Regions from separate parts of the Homo sapiens genome. Here region 1 is linked to region 2. The links are chromatin loops, found by intact Hi-C in ENCODE. Cell type or tissue: heart left ventricle. All regions are shown on one strand. Each heading gives the region's core, and the rest is flanking DNA. Links, peaks and the distances in the headings are about the cores only. Region 1 holds the start of MIR604 (microRNA 604). Region 2 overlaps SVIL (supervillin).

What was found. A loop is a pair of places that touch in the nucleus more often than their neighbours do. Peaks named below come from ENCODE experiments on the same cell type or tissue, not always from the same donor. Only the 100,000 strongest peaks of a DNase experiment are listed, where the experiment ranks them.
Region 1: a loop joins it to region 2, with 2.8 times the contacts of the local background. A loop is called at or near these places in 4 of 110 quality-filtered maps.

Annotation. Positions count from the first base shown.
Region 1 is chr10:29,536,780-29,547,179 of GRCh38, reverse strand. All of the region lies in intron 6 of SVIL (supervillin), which reads left to right. It overlaps MIR604 (microRNA 604), which reads left to right and starts at 2,083; the gene lies at 2,083-2,176. RefSeq lists enhancers at 8,069-8,568, 8,569-9,070. In heart left ventricle, for the core only: no CTCF peak of the experiment used is centred there; no DNase peak of the experiment used is centred there; H3K27ac peaks cover 2,882 bases.
Region 2 is chr10:29,622,674-29,633,073 of GRCh38, reverse strand. All of the region lies in intron 1 of SVIL (supervillin), which reads left to right. Among named protein-coding and RNA genes, the nearest start is that of SVIL, 7.1 kb to the left of the region's middle. In heart left ventricle, for the core only: no CTCF peak of the experiment used is centred there; no DNase peak of the experiment used is centred there; H3K4me3 peaks cover 4,708 bases; H3K27ac peaks cover 538 bases.

The DNA of each region.
Region 1 (10,400 bases), core at 875-8,874, 85 kb after region 2:
AGTCTTTATCTAGAACCAGGAAATTCAACTTTCAGAAAGTCATTTTCTGATTCCTATTTAGGGAGAAGTAAGATGAACCAAAAAAAATATGTGGTAACCCAAAACAGTAACAAAAGAAACCTCCTTGGTGACCTAAATAACTGTATATGAAAATAATAATGTCATCTGATATGGAAACATGTAACCGAAAACTTTAAAATCAACAAGTGAAGACAAATAGTACCCATGAATAATGTTTAATGCTGTGGTTTTTTGTGGATTTTTTTCTGTCACTAAAATGGAATATTTTTCTCACTGCTGCACTCTCTTGTCATCTAGCTCTGCCAAATTTTTGGCTATTAAATCTCTGAATCAACTCATTCCCATTTAATCATTTTGTTCTGTGCTCGCTAGCAAGAGGCTGTCTTATTATTTAAATACGAATACGATGACACTCATGAATATACCATCAAAAGACCACCAATAGTGTCCTAAATATTCAAATGTGAGCACCATCTCCAATGCTCAGTTTTTGAATGTGCTCACGTACATTAACACCTGTACACATCTGTGTATATATACAGAATAATCATTAATTCTTATACTTCACTATACTGTACTCATTAGCATTATAGGCAAAATAACAGTCTTTAGGACAATATTTACCTGAATAATACATTTATTTTACAATTCTTTAGTATTCAGTTTATATGATAAAGAAGATTTTTTAAAAAATAGTTAATTGATTAGTTGATATTACAGGATTTTTAACTCAGAAATCCTGTTAGATGCCCAGGAATTCAGTTGGACACATTGCTCTGAAGAAAACTAAGAATACACATAGTAACGAAATAGGTGAAGTAGAAAACAATAAGATACTTCCAGCCCCACCTCTCTAACTGTTACAAACCTGTAAACTTGAAATTTCAGAAATGGTATTATTTGCTGGAGAGGTAGTGTTACTGATTATGAACCATTCTTTATTAATTCCACCACTGTGAGTTTTAGAATAAAATTAAAAGGGATTTAGGTCCTATGGATTATTCAGATTTTTAAACACCTGAGCTTGAGCTTCTACTACTAGAAATTCCGAATCCAAAGCTCTTGTTGAATTTGTTACTTTATGCATCTCACGTATCTATATAAAGAAAATGTGCTGTATTTTTTACTTTTATGAGTGGAGAAACTCACTGTCTTCAGTCCTGCTGTTGCCTTTGCTGAGCATCCGGCCATCACTCTCTGTTCTCAGGGAACTATGTGACTGGCAAAGGGAATGAAATGAAAGGTAGACCTCATTTTCTTTCTTTCTTTTTTCTTTTTCTTTTTTTTTTTTTTTTTTTTTTTTTTGAGACAGAGTCTCACTCTGACTCCAAGCTGGAGTGCAGTGGTGCAATCTTGGCTCACTGCAACCTCCACCTCCTGGGTTCAAGCGATTCTCCTGCCTCAGCCTCCCAAGTAGCTGGGACTACAGGCATGCGCCACCACACCCAACTAATTTTTGTATTTTTAGTAGAGACGGAGTTTCACCATGTTGGCCAGGATGGTCTTGATCCCTTGACCTCATGATACGCCCACCTCGGCGTCCTAAAATGCTGGGATTACAGGCGTGAGCCACCACGCCCGGCTGGTAGACCTCATTTTCTAGTGGTGATCCACTCTAGAAAACCCTCGTTTATTAGTTTTGTTTGTCATTACTGTACTGCAGCCCCTCACCACTCTTTTCTCTTTAGCAAATTGTGTCCTTAGTAGTGAGAACATGATATGGAGGTTTCATGCAGAGCTGAGGCTGACATTGGACCCCTGGGAGAGTTGCCATTGGTGGATGATGGTTTGGGCAGGGCTCCCCATGGATGCCAGAGAGCCGCCGATCGGCTCAGGAAATAGACCAGGGCACCCTCTGGAATGCAGCTTCTGTAACAACTTGACACGGTGCAGCCTCAGCCACTAAGAAAGGAAGGGGCTTGTGCTGGGCACTTGGAGTTTATTTCTGATTGCATTTGCTCATCTCCTGATGAGAGATTTTAGTCTAAAAACCGTCTCCAGAGCCTCAAGCTCTCTTGGCTCAGTGGTCTGTTTCCATGCACTGAGAGAGGTGTCTGCAGGAGAGCATCGTGCTTGACCTTCCACGCTCTCGTGTCCACTAGCAGGCAGGTTTTCTGACACAGGCTGCGGAATTCAGGACAGTGCATCATGGAGAAACATACATCTTGGGGGCCATTCTAAAGAACAGACATCTGGGTCCTCCTCACAGCTTATTCTATTACTGGAATGGAATTGGCTTCACCTTTCAGTCCCTGTACCCCCAAACACCTGTGCTCCCTGCCATACTCTAGAATCCCAACTGTTAAAATAGATGGGTAAGTCATTCCCTCTTTTTTTTCATTTCATCCTGTTCTTATTGTCAAGTGACAATTCTTATTCTTTTTTTTTTTTTTTTTTTTTTTTTAGAAAAGGTCTCACTCTGTTGCCCAGGCTGGAGTGCAGCAGTAGCACAATCTCACTGCAGCCTTGACTTCCTGGGCTCGAGCGTTCCTCCTGCCTCAGCCTTCTGAGTAGTTGGGACTTAACAGATGCACGCCACTATGCCTGGCTAATTTTTGAATTTTTTGGAAGAGATGGGGTTTCACAATGTTGCCCAGGCTGGTCTGGAACTCCTGGTGTTAAGCGATCCACCCGTCTTGGCCTCCCAAAGTGCTGGGACTACACGTGTGAGCCACCGGGCCTGGCAGACTATTCCTATTCATTGGACTAAATGTAAATATATCTCCCCAAACCCTAGCTACTATGTACACTAGCTAAAAACTCAAAGGTGTGTGAGATTTTAAATGCAAAATTTTTCCTTGAGCCTGTGTCCTTGCAGATTTTGTACCTGTACCTATCTGCAGAACGGTCATTAGCAGTTTTTCCAAACAAGCGACTTTTAGCAAATTAACCGTTAATTTTAATGAGATTCAAAAGTTAATAGCCATTCTTAACGTTTTATAATTAGAAGCTGTTATATAATTAGAGCTGGACACCCACATGGAGAAACTAATTTGACTGTGCTGCATTTGACTTCACTTTGGTAACAGGAAGCACTTTTTAGTCTGTAGACCCTTGGGAGTTGTAGGGAGTTAAAGCTGATCATTATATACTATTATATACTTAGGGATACAACCCAAGGGCAACCCCTGGCCTTTATGAAAACCTGGAGTGAGTTATTATTTCCTGGTAATACAATTCTCTGCCAGCCAGTTGCTGCATCAAAACAGTTCTGATACACACACCTAAAGTCACCACTTCCTCATTCTGGTCCCCAATAACCCTATAAGCCTCTCCCCTTGTAGGTGACCTCTGCCCTGTGAAGGGTTGGCTCACCCCAAGATTCCATAAAATAAGTTGTCTGTTTGTTTATGAGAACAAGGCTTTTTAAGTACCATATGTAATACATGCATATAAATGCATGTATTTAGATCAGATTTCTGGAGGAGGGATTGTAAGTTTGATGACTAAAGGAGGCAGGGGAGAGGGGAGAGATGGAGGAGGAAGAGAGGTAAGAAGGAGGGGGAGAGAGTGCGAGAGAACAGGATCATGTAGGCAAGAGAGCACGTGTACCCGGAACAATGGTTAGAAACTAACAAGGTGAAATTTAATGAAGTCTTGAATTTAGATGGAAAAAAAATCAGTGCACAAGTTCAAGATTGTGGAAACCTGATTTAACAGCAGTTCGTGGGAAACAGACCTAAGGGTTTTAGTTGACAGCAAGTTCTTTATATGACTGCCAAAGTGATTAGTCCAATCTTGGGGGACATTAATGAAAGTGAGTTGCCAATAGCATAGGTAGGCAATGGTCCCCCTGCGTCCTGCAGTGGTCAGATTACATCTGGATATCTCTTTCTAATAGGGCCACTGACAAATGTGTCCAGAGAAGAGTCCACCTTCCCATCTGCCCTGCTTTCTTGACCTTTCCAGGTTGTTTTGTTGTGTTTTGGTAACTTCTCTCTCTCTTAACCCATGTATGCCCGAGGTTGCAATTTTTTGAATTTTTGCAATCAGACCTTGGTGCTGTCCTTGAGCAGTAGAATATAAATAACTCCCACTTGCTTAGCATTCCAATAATGGAACACTAGGCATAAATGGGCTAATAGAAACTGGGACCATTTTTGGAGTCACTTCCACTTTCTGTGGTGTTTAGACTCTCGCACCAGTCTGCTCTCATTATCATATCGTGAGTTTCCCAGAGACAGAGCTGGAGCTTGGCTCAGCTTGGCAAACAGAGCCCTGATGTTATTAGTTTGGCTTCTGGGTTGCTGATGATTGTACTGGAAGGGAAAAGAGGAGAAACAGGTCATGAGCCAAATGAGGAGTCCCACAGATGCCACTTCACAGGCACCCTATGTCATAGGAAGGATATTCAAATGTCCAGCACCTAACGGGTACAAAAAGTAGTTAGAAAAAATGAATAAGACCTGCTTTGTGTTAGCACAACAGGGCGACTATAGTCTAATAATCGTGCATTTTAAAATAACTAAAAGTATAATCAATTGTTTGTGACACAAAGAATAAATACTTAAGGGGATGGATACCCCATTCTCCATGACATGATTATTACGCATTGCATGCCTGTATCAAAACATCTCAGATACCCCATAAATACGTACACTTGCTATGTACCCACAGAAATTAAAAATTTAAAAAAAAAAGACAACAAATGGCAAGCACCCTAGATCATGGCTGTCATACCCAGAAGAGGATTTTAGCAATTTCGTAAGGATTTTTTCCAGACACGGCACTGTGAATTTGGTGTTAAGCTCTTCTGTAAGTCTGGTAAGGATGATTGCAGCGATAGCATTACTTTAGTAGAAGCTTTAAGAGATGAGTAGATACCTTGCTCTAGTCATTTTCATATCTCCTTCACTGCAACTGGAATATCCAACAATTTCAAGTGACCTAGAAAATCATTTTTGAATGAATGTTCTGCTATTTTCTGTGTTTGCTTAAAGTGTCACCAAACTATAGCAGTGCTGTTTGAAATAGCCAATCTGCAAACTGTTTATCAGCACACAACTATGAGACACTCGCACCCAAATGCAAATTGTGTTTGGTTTCCTTCATTGAGAAAATCAAGCTGTGAAGAAAACGTCAGCTGAACTACACAGCAGGCTTAGCGATGTTGTTAATTTCCCTTCTGGTGACAGCCTTTTGTCTAATCATGCAGAGGGACACCAATCAGTGGAACGCACTGTGAGCAGCACTTGTTTATACGACAAAGCTCTTTCTGCTTTGTCTGGGATTGGGGTTCTTGTATGTGGTCTTGAGTCAGGCTGCTCATAAATATCATTAAACAGTAAATGGGAATCGTGATAAGTGAGCAGAAAATCATCGGCCACTTGTGGAGCGTCGTGAACTGAGTCCACAGCCCCGCGAATGGCTGATTCTAGTCTAGTCTCATGATGAAAGCTGTCAAGTCCCCGATTACCTTATTCTAGGAGTGATGGTTCCAATCAGGAGATGAGGGGATGCCAATCCAGCCTCGCACCTTCCTCAGATTCCAGCATTTTCTGACAATTGTGCTTTCTGCACATACCTCCTCCCTCCCTCCTTTCTGGGCTGCGGTTACAGCATTCAGGCCTTCACTGAGATTAGCTCAAAGGGAGACTGGAAGAAATTGGTTATCTCACATGTTTATCCTGCTTCTGCCCCCAGAAAATGCTACATTTTCAGTACTCAAGAAGTCCTTACTCTGTAACCCAACGATGACATATTTTTTAAATGAGGTATAATTTACATCAAATACACAGATTTTAAGGATGCAGCTTGGTGAGTTTGGGTAAATGTATAATCATCATCCCAGTCAGGATAGGAAACATTTCCATCATCCCTTGTGCCTCTGTCCACCAGAATTGATTCTTGACCGCATGTGCAAAGACTGGTATAGCCTCACAGTAAGTATCCTGTGTTCAACTCATTATGTTGTATAAAGCAAATCTCCCACTGTTAATTTCTTAACCAAACCTTATTTATCAAAAATAATTAAGCGTAACATTTAGGAAGACTTCATGAAATAATGTCACACAAGATTAAAAGACATGAAGAGAAAATAAAAGAGGAAAATAACCACCATAATTCAGATGTGATCTCTCTTTTTGTTCATGTTTTTTAAAAAATCTCACCTGCTATTTTACTGTCTCTCCAAAACAATGCCCTGTGGGCCCCTGAAGTAAATTTTGTACTTTGATGGAATGAAATATTTTAAAATCTCAGTTGAGCATCGCTTTGCCAACCCCTCAGTATTATGATCAGGCTGCGCTGCTCCAAGGTGGAAAGCTCAGTCCACAACCTTCCACTGCCTGACTCCTTTGATTTGATATTGTTCATTGGAGAAACAAAGGAAGAAGGTAGTTAGGTTCTGCAGAATTCATAGGTAATCGGGTAACTCTTCTGACGGTGGAAACGGCACTAGAGAGAGATCCACATCCAGTCAGGGTTGTGGCTGTGACCAGGAAGTTCTTGGTGTCTTCCTTGCTTAACCTTAGAGTCCATGAACACTGGCATCCCAACCTCATTCTTACCCATTCAAGCCAAGGAAGCAGCCATTTTCCAGAATGTGGAAGCTTGTCACTCTGGAAGGCTGGAAGGAAGGTGCATGCTGGGGGGTCCTGCTGCACTGGGTCCAAGCCCCATCCTTCTGTTACCAGTCGTGTGATCGTGAGCAGTTAATGTCCTTTTTCCCTTGCACCTCACCATCTGCATCTATAAAATGGAGACGAGAAGACCTCTTAGAGTTGCTGTGGAGATTATCATTCATCAGTTAATCATTCCATGAGCATCTGAGACCTACTGTTCACCACACATAGTTCCGAGTGCCGAGGAGATGAATGTGAACGAAGTCTCTCTCTCTCCAGAGGCTGTCACATCCTAGCGAAGAGAGAGGGCTGTAGCAGAAGGGGCAGGTGGTAGGGATGATGTTAGTGAGACCACAGATCGGGGAGGGCCTTAGAACCACCGCAAGGGCTTTGGGGTTTGCCCTACTTGATATGTTGAGCCCTAGGAGGGTTTGAACAAGAGGAATGACTCATCTGCCTTACATTTCAAAGCATTATGCTGGCTGCTAAGCGGAAGATAGACTTTAGTGGGGCCAGGATGAAAACAGGTAGAATAATGAGGAGGTCATCTTGGTAACGCACGTGAGAGGCGGTGGTGGCTTGAACTAGAATGATGGCAGCACAGGTGGTAGAAAGAGGTTATATTTTGAAGGTACCCAAGAGAACTTGCTGATGAGGTAGGGGTGGGGTTTGAAAGAAACAGAGGAGTAAAAAGCGAGTCTCAATTTTTTGGCCAAGGCAACTCGAAGCAGGGATTTGGCATAGGGAAGACTCCAGTACAAGTTGGGACAGAGGGAAGTTAAGAGTTCATTTTCTGGGCATGTAAATTTAAGACGTCTATTAAATATCCAAGTTGAAATGTCAAGAGCACCCTGGGGCTGTGTATCGTGGGGGTGAGGAGGAGAACTCAGCTAAGAAGTCTGATGGGGGAGATGGGAGACAGAAGAGGGGAGTGTCGAAAGTGTAGATGCTGCTGCACAACTCAGAAGTGGCTGCATTCTGTGAGATCATTGCTACACAGCGCCCAGGACAGCGTGTTCACTGTTGGTGTCTGATTTAGGCGTCTCCTCATCCCTCTCTCATTTTCATTTCAGATGGCAGATAACCTCACCCAAATACATGTCATAGCCAACCTCAGGGATCCTGAAACCCTTACTTGGAGAAATGCTTTTCTAGATCACTCCTGCTTTAAATGTACTAAAGACAAAGTCAGGCCCTCCTGGTGAGGCTGGACTCACCCTGCTGAAAATCGCATGACTTCTGAATTGGGTCTCCATAAGTATTATGTCTTCAAAGCATAAAAAGAGAAATTCATAAACTTTCATTGCTGTGTTGACTGTGAAGAAGGAAAAAGATAAGAAAAGCATTTAAAAGGCTTATTATGTCCTAGGCATGATGCCTTCACATACTTTGTTTGTTTATTTATTTATTTATTTATTTATTTATTTATTAGAGGCCGAGTCTCACTCTGTCTCCCAGGCTGGAGTGCAGTGGTGCAATCATAGCTCACTGCAGCCTCAAACTCCTGGGCTCAAAGGATCCTACTGCCTCAGCCTCCTGAGTAGCTAGGTCTACAGACACATGCCACCATGCTTCACTAACTTTTTAATTTTTTAAATACAGACAGAGTCTTGCTATGTTGCTCAGGCTGGCTCGAACTCCTGGCCTCAAGGGATCCTCCTGCCTCAGCCTCCAAAAGGGCTGGGATTACAAGAGGCGTGAGCCACCACACCTGGCCTCTTTGTTTCTTATTACATACATTTGTATTTATTTTACAGATGTTCCTCAACTTAGAATGGGGTCGCATCCCAATAAATCCATCATAAGTTGAAAATATTGCAAGTCAGAAAAACAAAGGAAACATTAAGTCAAAAATTCACTTAATACACCCAACCTACCTTAGATATGCTCAGAACACTCACATTAGCTTGGATTTGGACAAAACCATCTGGCCATGCAGCACACTATGGAGATGGGTCGTTCCCCTCATGGTTGTATGGCTGGTGGCGATCTGGGAGCGGCGGCTCACTGCCTCTGCGAGCATCGCAGGGGAGCATCGCACCACACACCACCGGCCCAGGAGAAGAACAGAATTCACAATTCCAAGCACAGGCTCTCCTGAATGCCTATCACTTCCACAACATCTTAAAGTCAATAAATCTTACATTGAACCATTTTAAGTCGGAGACTGTCTATATACTCAGACTTTGAGTATTCACCACCCTGGTGGTAGTCCTTTGGTTTTTGGCTGGTTTCATATTTCAGGTGTAATAAGCAAATGGAGCCCAGTAAGTCCCCTGTGTCTGTGTGGGATTTCCATTTTATAAATGCTGAGCCAACATTCTTACACAAGCCCTTGATGGAGTTTGACGGTGATATTGATCAAATTTTATTCTTGTCAGTTAAGGTCATGTTCGAAAAGTTGTATTGCACTTCTTTTACAAAGCCCTCTGTTATACAGAAAGCATTCAGCCTAAACATAACCCTGTGAAGGCGGCAGATTCGTTATAGGAACTTGATGTCATTTCCAACAGCAGGCGTCTGCTGGCCCCTCTTGCCCTCTGCACACTGGACTGAGTTGCACTGCCTTCGTTCCTGGCTGCAGGCGATGCGCCAAACTCTTCCCATCAAATAAAAGTTGATGAATTGGACCCTTTATATTTGGAAATGAAATGACTTTACATACATCTTAACTTTTTATTTGCTGTGGGCAAAATTGATGTGATGCAGAGGATGGGGAGGTGGGGTGATAGTTTTAGGAGTAGCAAGGCTGAAGGATCTTACTGGAGAAACAGATCAGTCCAAGCCTAGACCGAGATAGAGGTCAGTGGTTACAGCAAGACGTACAATAGCGGTGCCAGGTACCTGCCTGTCCCCTCCAACCAAAACTCAAACCAAAATGATTTTAGAAAATTAAGTTGATTATAACTTTTATTTTCTTTTAGAAATTTCTTTTTGAGCTGCAATGTGTTTCCAGCCTGGTGTTGAAAAATTCTTGCAGATAGGCTCATAAAGTTTTGAGCTGGTAAACATTGTAACTAGCCTGTAGAATTTCCTTTTTTTCTTTCTACATTGTAAGAGGAGACAGGGCAGTAATCTGAGTGTTCCTCCTTTGACTTGCTTTATGTTGTTAAAACAAGGTTGTCCTTACCCATGATGTTTCTCTAAAATACCTTCAGCCTGGTATAATTACTCGTTCATATTCTGCTTGGCATCATACTCAGTCGTGTGTTGAGGAATGAATGTGTGGACTATATATTACCTAGCCTACCTGCGGTTTAAGGTTTTTAATGGCTATGTTGATTTATGATTCATTTTCGTCGTTCCTTAGCTCATTACTTGCACTTACTAGGAGCTCAATAAATATCAGCAGAATGGACCTGAATTAGTACTTGTAACTCTTGTGTTGGTCACATTATTCAGTGATAATTTTAAAAGGAAAATGTGTAATAGCAACTAAAAATGTGATCCCATTGACTTATTTTATTTTATTTTTATTTATTTTAATTATCTTCTTTATTTGAAATGTGTTGTTTTACATAGATGCTATTTTTATATTAGGCTATTTACCAACGTGCCACTGCAAAACTTATGGAAATTAAATTACCTTTTACTTTTAGTCAGCTGCTTACAAGAGAATTGCCTGGTATTTGTGGGCAGAGTGTGACTATAATAGACTCCGTTCTTTTTTTTTTTTTTTTTTTTGTGACAGAGTCGTGCTGTTATCGCCCGGGCTGGAGTGCAGTGGCATGATCTCGGCTCACTGCAACCTCCACCTCCCAGGTTCCAGCAACTCTCCTGCCTCAGCTTCCCGAGTAGCTGGAATTACTGGTGCCC
Region 2 (10,400 bases), core at 1,696-9,695:
TTTTAGTAGAGACGGGGTTTCACTATGTTGGCCAGGCTGATCTTGAACTCCTGACCTCGTGATCCGCCCACCTTGGGCTCCCAAAGTGCTGGGATTATAGGCGTGAGCCCCTGCACCCGGCACCCGGTGATGTCTTGAGGATCCAGGGCATCAAGTGTGCACTAGTGTCAGAGAATTTGTCTTACAATGGAAACTTTGGAGTCTATACTCTGTGTGTGTGTGTGTGTGTGTGTTAAAGATAATTTATTTGGTCACCTTGATCACTGGATGAGGCTGATGTTATACAAGCTATTGTAGTACATTAGGTGCCTTCCTGCCTACCTTTATTTAGTACTATTGGTGCATTTAATTTTGCCACATGCATAGTCTTCCAAGTGAAATTTGGTTAATGCGCTCAGCTTGCAGTGGACATCAGTCAGCCATTCAACAAACAGTTCTTTATCTTTGCTTCTACTTTGGAGACAGACTGTTTTGTGATAAACAGACTTCTGGAAGACTTTGGAGTTCAATTCAGAGTGAACATCTTTGGCAACACCTGGGGTTATATAGTATTCTTTTTTTCTTTTTTCTTTTTTTTTTTTTTGAGATGGAGTCTTGCTCTGTTGCCCAGGCTGGAGTGCAATGACACAATCTCAGCTCACTGCAACCTCCACCTCTTGGGCTGAAGTGATTCTCCTGCCTCAGCCTCCCTACTAGCTGGGATTACAGGCATATGCCACTGCGCCCAGCTAATTTTTGTATTTTTAGTAGAGACAGGGTTTCATCATGTTGCCCAGGTTGGTCTTGAACTCCTGACCTCAGGTGATCTACCAGCGCTCGGCCTCCCAAAGTTCTGGGATTACAGGCATGAGCCACCACACCCGGCGAGTTATTTAATATTCTACAGTTGAGGAATTGCATCCAAAGGAAAGGGCCCTTGGGATTTTTATAAGGATGTCTGGTGAGCTCCAGCATGCAGGGCTCTCGGGCTACATGGAGCGTTATGGAGAGTAAGCTGCTAGGAGCCTTGTGATTGTTAGGGTACAAAGGCAGCCTTGGAATCATCTCCTGAATCTGCAGCTGCCTGGGATTTTAGGACACTCATTGCAATTTTATGTTAAAGCGCTGATCTCAGGGTGCCTTGCTGTGACTGGGAGTATCCGTAGGTCTAGAACTTTCCAGCAGTTCTGGGCTTCATTGATTTGTGACTCAACTAGGAATCTTCTGGTCACCCTTGACTCCTCTCCCTTTAGGTCCCCGAGGCCTCTGCCCCACCACCTCCTCTTAAGCCTCGCCATCTTTTTTATTTTTTATTTTTTTGAGATGGAGTCTCACTCTGTCAGCCAAGCTGGAGTGCAATGGCACAATCTCGGCTCACTGCAATCCCTGCCTCCCGGGTTCAAGGGATTCTCCTGCCACAGCCTCCTGAGTAGCTGGGATTACAGGTGTCCGCCACCACGCCCGGCTAATTCTTGTATATTTAGTAAAGATGGGGTTTCACCATGTTGGTCAGGCTGGTCTCGAAATCCTGACCTCATGATCTGCCCACCTCGGCCTCCCAAAGTGCTGGGATTACAGGTGTCCGCCACCACGCCCGGCTAATTCTTGTATATTTAGTAAAGATGGGGTTTCACCATGTTGGTCAGGCTGGTCTCGAAATCCTGACCTCATGATCTGCCCACCTCGGCCTCCCAAAGTGCTGGGATTACAGGCATGAGCCACCGCGCCTGGCCTCGCCTCGCCATCTCTTACCTGGGCTACTGCTTTGCCCTTAATGGATCCCTTGGCCCTCGGTTTCTCCTCCGTCTGGTCTAGCCACAGAATGACCTTCCTAAACAAAGATCTCATCTTGCACTCGGCCAGGGCCAAACCCTCATCGTTCCTCACTGCTTACATGCAAAAGCCTGGGCTCTGTAGCCTCCCCTTCAGGGTCTTTCATGCCCCTGGAGTTCTGTTGGCAAGTCTCCCCAAAATGTTGTCTTCTCTTGCCTGCCAGGGAAGCAATATCAAAGGAGATGTGCCAGAAGCTTCCTCTGACATGCCTCTGGCCTCCTGGGCCTCGACTCCAGCCTGTACTCTAGGGCTGCAGTCACTAGGTCCTGGTGGCCCTTTCCTTGGCAGCAGGGTACCCAGTGAGGTGCTTGGGTCTCACTTCTCTTACCACCCCCAGGGTCTAGCCCAGTGGGCAATCCAGAAATGTGAGTTGTTTGAACGGATTGAATTGTAACGACTTGTGGGTTCTTCATATCGAAATTTGGCTGTGATCCATCCAGTACTTTTGCCCTCATCCTATATTACTCACAGTAGAAGCTGGTGTTCTGTGTTATAAGTTCTCCTTTTTTTTCCTTCATCTATGACAATGCAAGCAGAAACGTTCGTGTTGCGGTAACAAGTCCGATGGGGTTTCTGTATATGGGGTTTCTGTACACGTGCTTTTGCCAACCGGGAAATTAAGGTGTGCCGCATGAAGTCAGTCACTTCATTATTGGAACTTTGCCTAAAATGAAGAAACTCATCTAGTGGTGCAATTTGACCTAAGTGTTTTACCCATACAGTCAACTTCAACTTGGGTCACACATCTCAGGAGCAGTTTGCACTGTTGATCTCAGGGGCTCTTTAGTATTGGTTCAGAGAGATCTCTGTCCCTCTTAGAGACACTCCCTATTGTAGGAGGTTTTGAAAGAGGCATTCTTTTTCCTCCTAATGTGCTTGTCCCCTTCTGAAAGTTGATCCTTTAATCCCAAACAAGTTTATAACCTATGTCTAACTGGTTTTTGTGTAAATATAGTAAAAGAAATAGTTTCCATATTTGCTTTGGGATCATTGGTCTGCCCATGTCACAGCCCTGGGTACATTCATTTCAGTCCATATTTTTGGGGCACTTTCCCTGTGCAGAGCTCCGGGTGGGTCCTGTGGGATGCAGAAGCCTATAGCGTATTCCCTCTCATTGGCAGCCTCTTTCCCAGAGTGTCTCGGACAGGGATGTAATGGAGCTATTTTACCAGTCAGAGTAGAAGGGATGAACAATAATAACATGCCATCCATTATTACTGTGTGCCAGACTTAATGCCACACTCTTTACCTCTACAATATATCACTTAATTATTTTTATTTTTTGAGACAGTCTTGCCTGGTCACCCAGGTTGGAATGCAATGGCATGACCATGGTTCACTGCAGCCTCGAACTCCTGGGCTCAAGCATTCCTCCTTCCTCAGCCTCCCGAGTAGCTGGGACTATAGGCAATCACTACTATGCCCAGCTAATTAAAAAAAAAAATTCTAGAGGCAGGGGTCTCACTATGTTGCTCAGGCTGGTCTTGAGCTCCTGGCCTCAAGCTATCCTCCCATTAAGGCCTCTCAAGGCACTGGGATTACAGGTGTGAGCCACCACGCCCGGACTCTAATTTTTACAGTAGCCCCCAAGAAATATTAGTGCAATTGTCTTCATTCTACTGAGGAAAAAACTGAGGGTTAGAAATGCTTGCCCAAGCTTGGGCACATACCATGTGCCCAAATCCAGCTGGATTTGAACCCAGATCTAGTTGACTTCAGTGCCTGTATTCATAACCGCTGCTTTAGCCAGTGCAGCCCAAACTTTAATAGGAATCACCTGCAGTCTTGTTACTGCAGCGTCTGATTCAGTAGGTCTGCACTGGACTTAGAGATTCAACAAACAGGATCCAGGTGATGCTAATTCCTGTCTGAGGACCTGCTTTGAGCCGCCTTAGGTTAATTCTTTGCCACGTGCCTGAGATGGAAGCAACCAGCTGGGGTGCGGGACTCGAAGGGGGCTTCCGAGGAGGAGAAGGAGTCTTTCAAGGCTCCTCTGTTCCTCTAGGCTTTTCATGCCACCCCTTCCCGCTCTCTACCTACACCATTCTCTCCCGTTTGTCTTATTTTCCACTCTGCTCTTCTCCTGGCTTCTCCTTGTGTTGAAAACATCCTCAGGTTTCATCCATTCTAAATAAAGCTCCCCTTGACCTCAAGCGATCACTTCTTTCTTTCCTGCCCACTCACTCCTCAGCACTGATCAGGAGCTCTTCTGTCTTCTCCTCTTGGACACCTTTCAAGACCTCCTGGTTACTTTGATGTCCCCGCAGCCTCCCTGGGATGGAACCCCTCTCCGTGAGAATCCCATCTCAGGTCTAGTGAGGGTGATGGGGCTCTGACCTCCATACTCAGCATCCACACCCTGCTGTGATCTTGAGGTCTCCTGGCGGCCTTATTTTAAAAATCATTTTCTGTCTCTTTGCTTGCTCAGCTTTCCTTCTTAAGGTCCATTTAAGATTTTTTAAAAAATCCTGGTGTTCCTCTTTATAAGGTGAATTGTTCAACATGTCCATTTCAGGTGGAATGCATTCATTTGGCTTTTAGAACTGATTTTCTGTTTGTAAGTAGAAATTAACTCCCAATTAGCTGTGTGAGAATTTGTATCCTCTGTATCTGCTATCAATAGAAAAGAACAATTCGGTTCTGGGCGAAGACCCAAAGGGCTTTTTATTAATAATGCACCTACGATTTGTGAACTGTGTTTAGGTTCATCAGAGGCCTCTCGTTTCTTTCTGGACTTTCAATTACGTTCTGAGCATGGAAAGTTGGCAAATAACTTAGGCTTGGATGGATAGATACAGTCATTGAATAGAAAAACCATATTGATATTTTTAGGTTTTTAAGATCTCACATACTTTAAATATTTCAAAATTTTAAGTAAATACTCTTTCATACATTCTGAAACATTATATCTAATTTATCTCAGCCAAAAATTTAAGACATATACATGTTGCAGTTGCACACCTGTTACTCCAAAACAAACAAACCGCTCCAGCCAAAACCCAAATGGGAAAGCACTTGATTTTCAGTAGCTTAAAATATGTTGAATTAAGAGGTAGGTTATGAAAGTGAAAATGACATCTGAATGTTTTAGTGGTTTTGGATATAAATTTTCTTAGGAATTTTTTGTTTGAGTTAAGCTGATAGTTTAGTTTACTGTGTGCTATGTTGGTTGCAAAATTCAGCTACATTTGTTTATTTTGCAATTAATTCAATTTGTTTGCAAATATTGCATCAGACATCTAAACCAGCTAATAACTCTATAGGTTTGAGCCAGGTTAGAAAAAAAGGCTTGGCTGTACCGTTAAGAAGCAGCTAGCTCTCTAAATTGTGCTGATAGTCTTAATTTCCCCCGGATGTTCATTTTAGCCACACACACATAACCATTTGGATTTATGATTTCATACATTTTTTATTGGAAGTGCTGAATATTTTAAAATTCTGTGATTAGATAAAATTGGTCATTGTGCTTCAGAATAGGGTGACTCAGCTTCATGGGATGTACTTTACCCAACACAGGATTCTCCCATTTGAGATGGAATTTATTAATTTGGATTTGTATCAGGTCTTCACTCCAGAGGCATCAGAGAGCTTTCAGGCAGCCAACTATTCTTAAATATTTCAAAAGGAAGTTGCAGTGGGCACGTGGCGTGGAGAACACAGCAGAGCAAAGTGATGTAGGGGCCATAACAGCCAACATGCTTTGTTTCCTTCATTCATTCACCTACCTCCCCAAAAGTCCAAAGAAGTGTTTTCCCTGCTCTCGGTGCAGGAGGAAGATTTTATCTGGAAATTGAAGGTGTCAATGGCCAGAGAAAGAAGGAGGAACATTGATTTTCATGAATAACCAGCTGTGTGACCTTGGGTAAATTCTTAACCTCTCTGAGCCTCAGTGGCCTCATTCATTCAAACAAGGGTTGGACTAGAGGATTTTTAAGACCCCTTTTACGTATTGGGATTCTGTAATCCAAAGGTTTCAGAGATCGAGAATAATCTGTCTTCCTTGGAAAGGCAACACCTTGTATCTGGAAGGTAGTAGTTCAAGGTGGGAGAGCAGGAACAAATTAGAAATGTGTTGAGAAAGAAGATCTTTTTTAAAAAGTCCTCTCACTGTCCTTGCTTGTTTCTGTTGAAATACACAGACTGTTTCTCCCTTCTCTGATGGCTTCATAATCATTCTTTGTCTTTGATTCTTATTATTTATTTTATTTTATTTTATTTTATTTTCATTTTATTTTTTTGAGATGGAGTCTCGCTCAGTCTCCCAGGCTGGAGCTCAGTGGCGCAATCTCGGCTCACTGCAAGCTCCGCCTCCCGGGTTCACACCATTCTCCTGCCTCAGCCTCCTGACTAGCTGGAACTACAGGCGCCCGCCACCACGCCCAGCTAACTTTTTGTATTTTTAGTAGAGACGGGGTTTCACCGTATTAGCCAGGATGGTCTTGATCTCCTGACCTCGTGATCCACCCGCCTCCGCTTCCCAACGTGCTAGGATTACAGGCCTGAGCCACCGCGCCCAGCCTGATTCTTTATTTTGGAAAGTTTCTGACACCTCTTTAAATTAAGCTCTCATAGTTTCTTTTGTGTTCATTTAAGTATGTCTATTTTCTTTTCTCTAACCTAATTTATTTTTATCTTCTTTTGGACATTTGTTTTTTCTCCTGATGTGAAACCCCAAAGTGGTCACAGCAGACTCGCTCAGGGATGCCTGAGACCGTCAGAATCTTCGTGTTCACAACAAGATGGGATGTGCTTGGCTTTCGTTTCCCTTTGAGTTTATTAGTTCACTGCCAGGTATTCATTTATTCTCAACAGTTGTTTTCTGAGCACTTACTGTGTGTCAGGGACTGGTATAGGTGTTGGGGAAAGAGCGGTGGGAAACAAAATTCCTGCCCTCGTAGCGTTTAAGTTCCAATGGAATGGTACTAAAGTACCCTGAGCGATTCTCTTGATCTTCAGCCCTACATCTGTTGTTCAAGTGCTTAGGTTAATAACAAAATGTAAAATACCTACCATGGTTTCACATAGTTATGTGTGTCTGATGTAGGGGCCATAACCGTGTGTGTGTGCCTTGAGAAAACTTAAGATCTACTTCTTGGCAAATTTTAAATATATAATACATTGTTAGCAACTATAGTCACCATGCTATACCTTAGGTTTCCAGAACTTACTCGTAACTACAAGTTTGCATCCTTTGACCAATGTCTTTCCAATTTCTCCTACCTCCAGCCCCTGGTTACCACCTTTCCATTTTGTTTCTGTGAGTTCAGCTTTTATATCAAAACATCATGCTGCACACCTTGAGTATATACAATTTGCATTTGTGAATTATACCTCAAAGCTGAAAAAAGACCCCAAAAAACCCGGCATGGTTCCTAACCAAAGGAGACACTTGTAAGGCTTTGTATCCTCCTACAGTTTGCATTTTGTATCTTCTGAAATTCTCTCTTCCCCTAGAATTCATACTGATAAAGCTTATACGCATTTCAAAATATATGTTTGAGGCTGGGCGTGGTGGCTCATGCCTGTAGTCCCAGCACTTTGGGAGGCCAAGGCGGGTGGATCACGAGATCAGGAGATCGAGACCATCCTGGATAACATGGTGAAACCTCGTCTCTACTAAAAATACAAAAAATTATCGGGCATGGTGGTGGGCACCTGTAGTCCCAGCTACTCGGGAGGCTGAGGCAGGAGAATGGCGTGAACCCAGGAGGCAGAGCTTGCAGTGAGCAGAGATCGCGCCGCTGCACTCCAGCCTGGGCAACAGAGTGAGACTCCGTCTCAAAAAAAAGGAAAAAAAATATATATATATGTATACTTGAGGCAAGTACAAGTCAAGTACCCATCTCTCTCTATTTTTAAAATTCATGCTTTCTCTGCTATCATAACATTCGGTCTATAAAACGTTGATTTCATTACCAAGGCAAAGGTTGATGTTGATATCAAGCAGGATGTTACAGAAATAAATCATTGGATCCACTTTACTTCTTTCTTACTTTCAGACTTTGTCTCAGAACTTTATTAAACTTAGCAAAAGTTAAAAAGAAAGGTAGTCTTAACTGAAGACTTTGAGATGATTTTAGAAGGAGTTTAGTAACATTGGATGAACTATTGTGTGTCACTAATCATGTCAGAGAATGTAACTTACAACTGAAACTTTGGAGTCTGTAATCTTTCTGTGTGTTTTTTTTTTCTTTTTAAGACGATTCACCTGGTCACTTCTATCACTGGGTGAAGCTGATTGTATATAAGCTAGATCTGCCTTCTGCCTACCTTTATGTTAGTACTATTTTTACGTTTAATTTTGCCCAAGTTGAAAGAGATTGCTTGGTTCATGGGGCCTTAAACATTTCAACATTTGTCCTTCACAAGATAATTATTTCATTAAAAGTAAATTACAATTTATTCAGTAGCTCTCCACATGAAAATAATAATCAGATGGTAAATGGATGCCCTAAGATATGTGGAGAACAAATTACCGTGGTATTTTAAAGGAGAGAGTTTTCTAAGCTAACTTTTATGCATGCAGCATCTCCCTGGCTAACATGAGCATTGATGATAATTTCTACCATTAATGAGCTCATTTTTTTTTTTAATGAGACTTTGTTTTTACTTTTAAAAAACAGTAACCTAAGGCAGGTGAAGTCAAATTGTTATTGCTGGGAAGTTGTGTTTCAAATGAGCACTGTAAATGATTTTGTTGAGCAGGCGTTTTTTGTTTTGTTTTGTTTTTGAGACGAAGTCTCACTCTGTCGCCCAGGCTGACATGATCGATCTCAGCTCACTGCAACCTCTGCCTCCCACATTCAGGTGATTCTTCTGCCTCAGCCTCCTGAGTAGCTGGGATTACAGGTGTGTGCCACCACACCCGGCTAATTTTTGTATTTTTAGTAGAGATGGGGTTTCGCCATGTTGGCCAGGCTGGTCTTGAACTCCTGACCTCAGGTGATCCACCCACCTCGGCCTCCCAGAGGGTTGGGATTACATGTGTGAGCCAAGCAGATGGTTTTTAAACTGGGGTCCAAGAACAAGCTTTAGAATGTTAGAATATCTCCCCAAAACCATATGGAAAATGCTAGGGGTTTTTTTTTTTTTTTTGAAAGCTCATTTAATAAAGGAGAGCATCCATTGTTTTCATTACTCTTCTTAAAGGGGCTGTGACTCCCAAAAAGTGAAGAACAAATGCATGTGAGGAAAAGTCACATTCTGATTAGTCATATGTTGCTTAACAACAGGAGTACCTGCTGAGAAATATGTCCTTGGGTGATTTCGTCATTCTGCAACCATCATGGAGTGCATTTCCACAAACCTAGATGGTACAGCCCACTACATACTACGGTTGATGGTGTAGCCATTGTAATCTTAAGGGACCACCATGGCAAATGACTGTGTTTCTTTTGTTGTTGTTGTTTTTGAGATGGAGTCTTGCTCTGTGGCCCGGGCTGGAGTGCAGTGGTGTGATCTCGGCTCACTGCAACCTCCCCCTCCTGGGTTCAAGCCATTCTCCTGCCTCAGCCTCCCGAGTAGCTGGACTACAGGCGCGTGCCACCATGCCTGGCTAATTTTTTTTGTATTTTTAGTAGAGATGGGGTTTCCCCGTGTTAGCCAGGATGGTCTCAATCTCCTGACCTCATGATCCACCCGCCTTGGCCTCCTAAAGTGCTGGGATTACAGGCGTGAGCCTCCGCGCCTGCCTGGCAAATGACTGTGTTTCTATAGAAATGAAGAGCTTAGACGTGCCTGGATGGCTCCAGATAACACCCAGCTGAGCCTTACGGCTCCTAATGGGTCCCATCCTCCACTGAAATGAGATCAGAACAACCCATGGGGCCTGACTTAGTACTGGCCAGTAGAACTGGACAATCTGTTGATGGGTGTATTCTCAAACTGGTACTGTTCTGTTGGGTAGCCCCTAGCCACTGGTAGCAAGTGCCACTGAGGAATTAGACCTTAACCTTGACTTCATGTTAATTAGTCAGAATTGCAGTGGCCCCTTTTGTTGGACAGCACAGGACCAGAGGAAGTGGATTTGCACTTTGCATCTGCTGATAGGAACTGAAAAACTGCCATGCATTGCCTATTGACCTATCCATGTAATTTGTCATACTTGGATAGCAGAGGAAAAATCTAAAATACTGTGTTTTTCAAAAGAAATGGAAGCTTATTGTATTAGGGGAAAATTTCCTGGGGATTCCTTATTTCTTTCACATATACACACACCCAGTGCAAGCATGCACACACACACACTCGCACACACACTGGATACAGTTTTGTAGGTTCTTTGTGTCCCGAAAACATAAAATGTTCATTTCTGCATTTTGAATTATGGATTTGAAGATCCATGCTGTGCAATCTCAGCATCACTAATAACGCTTGAGTTGAATGCTCCAAGCTCACTTCACAAGGCAGCTCTCGCTTAGGGAGCGGTTTGCATGGAGGTGCTTTGAATTCCGGGACAGAGTGGTTTGGGGAACTAGGGGGATTGCAGTCTCTGTTGACAACGTGTCCTTTGGCTGCTTGGTTGTTCTTTCCTACGTTTGTGTTTCGGTTTAAGGTCATGGTGTTGTTCTGGGAGACATTAGCTTAAATAG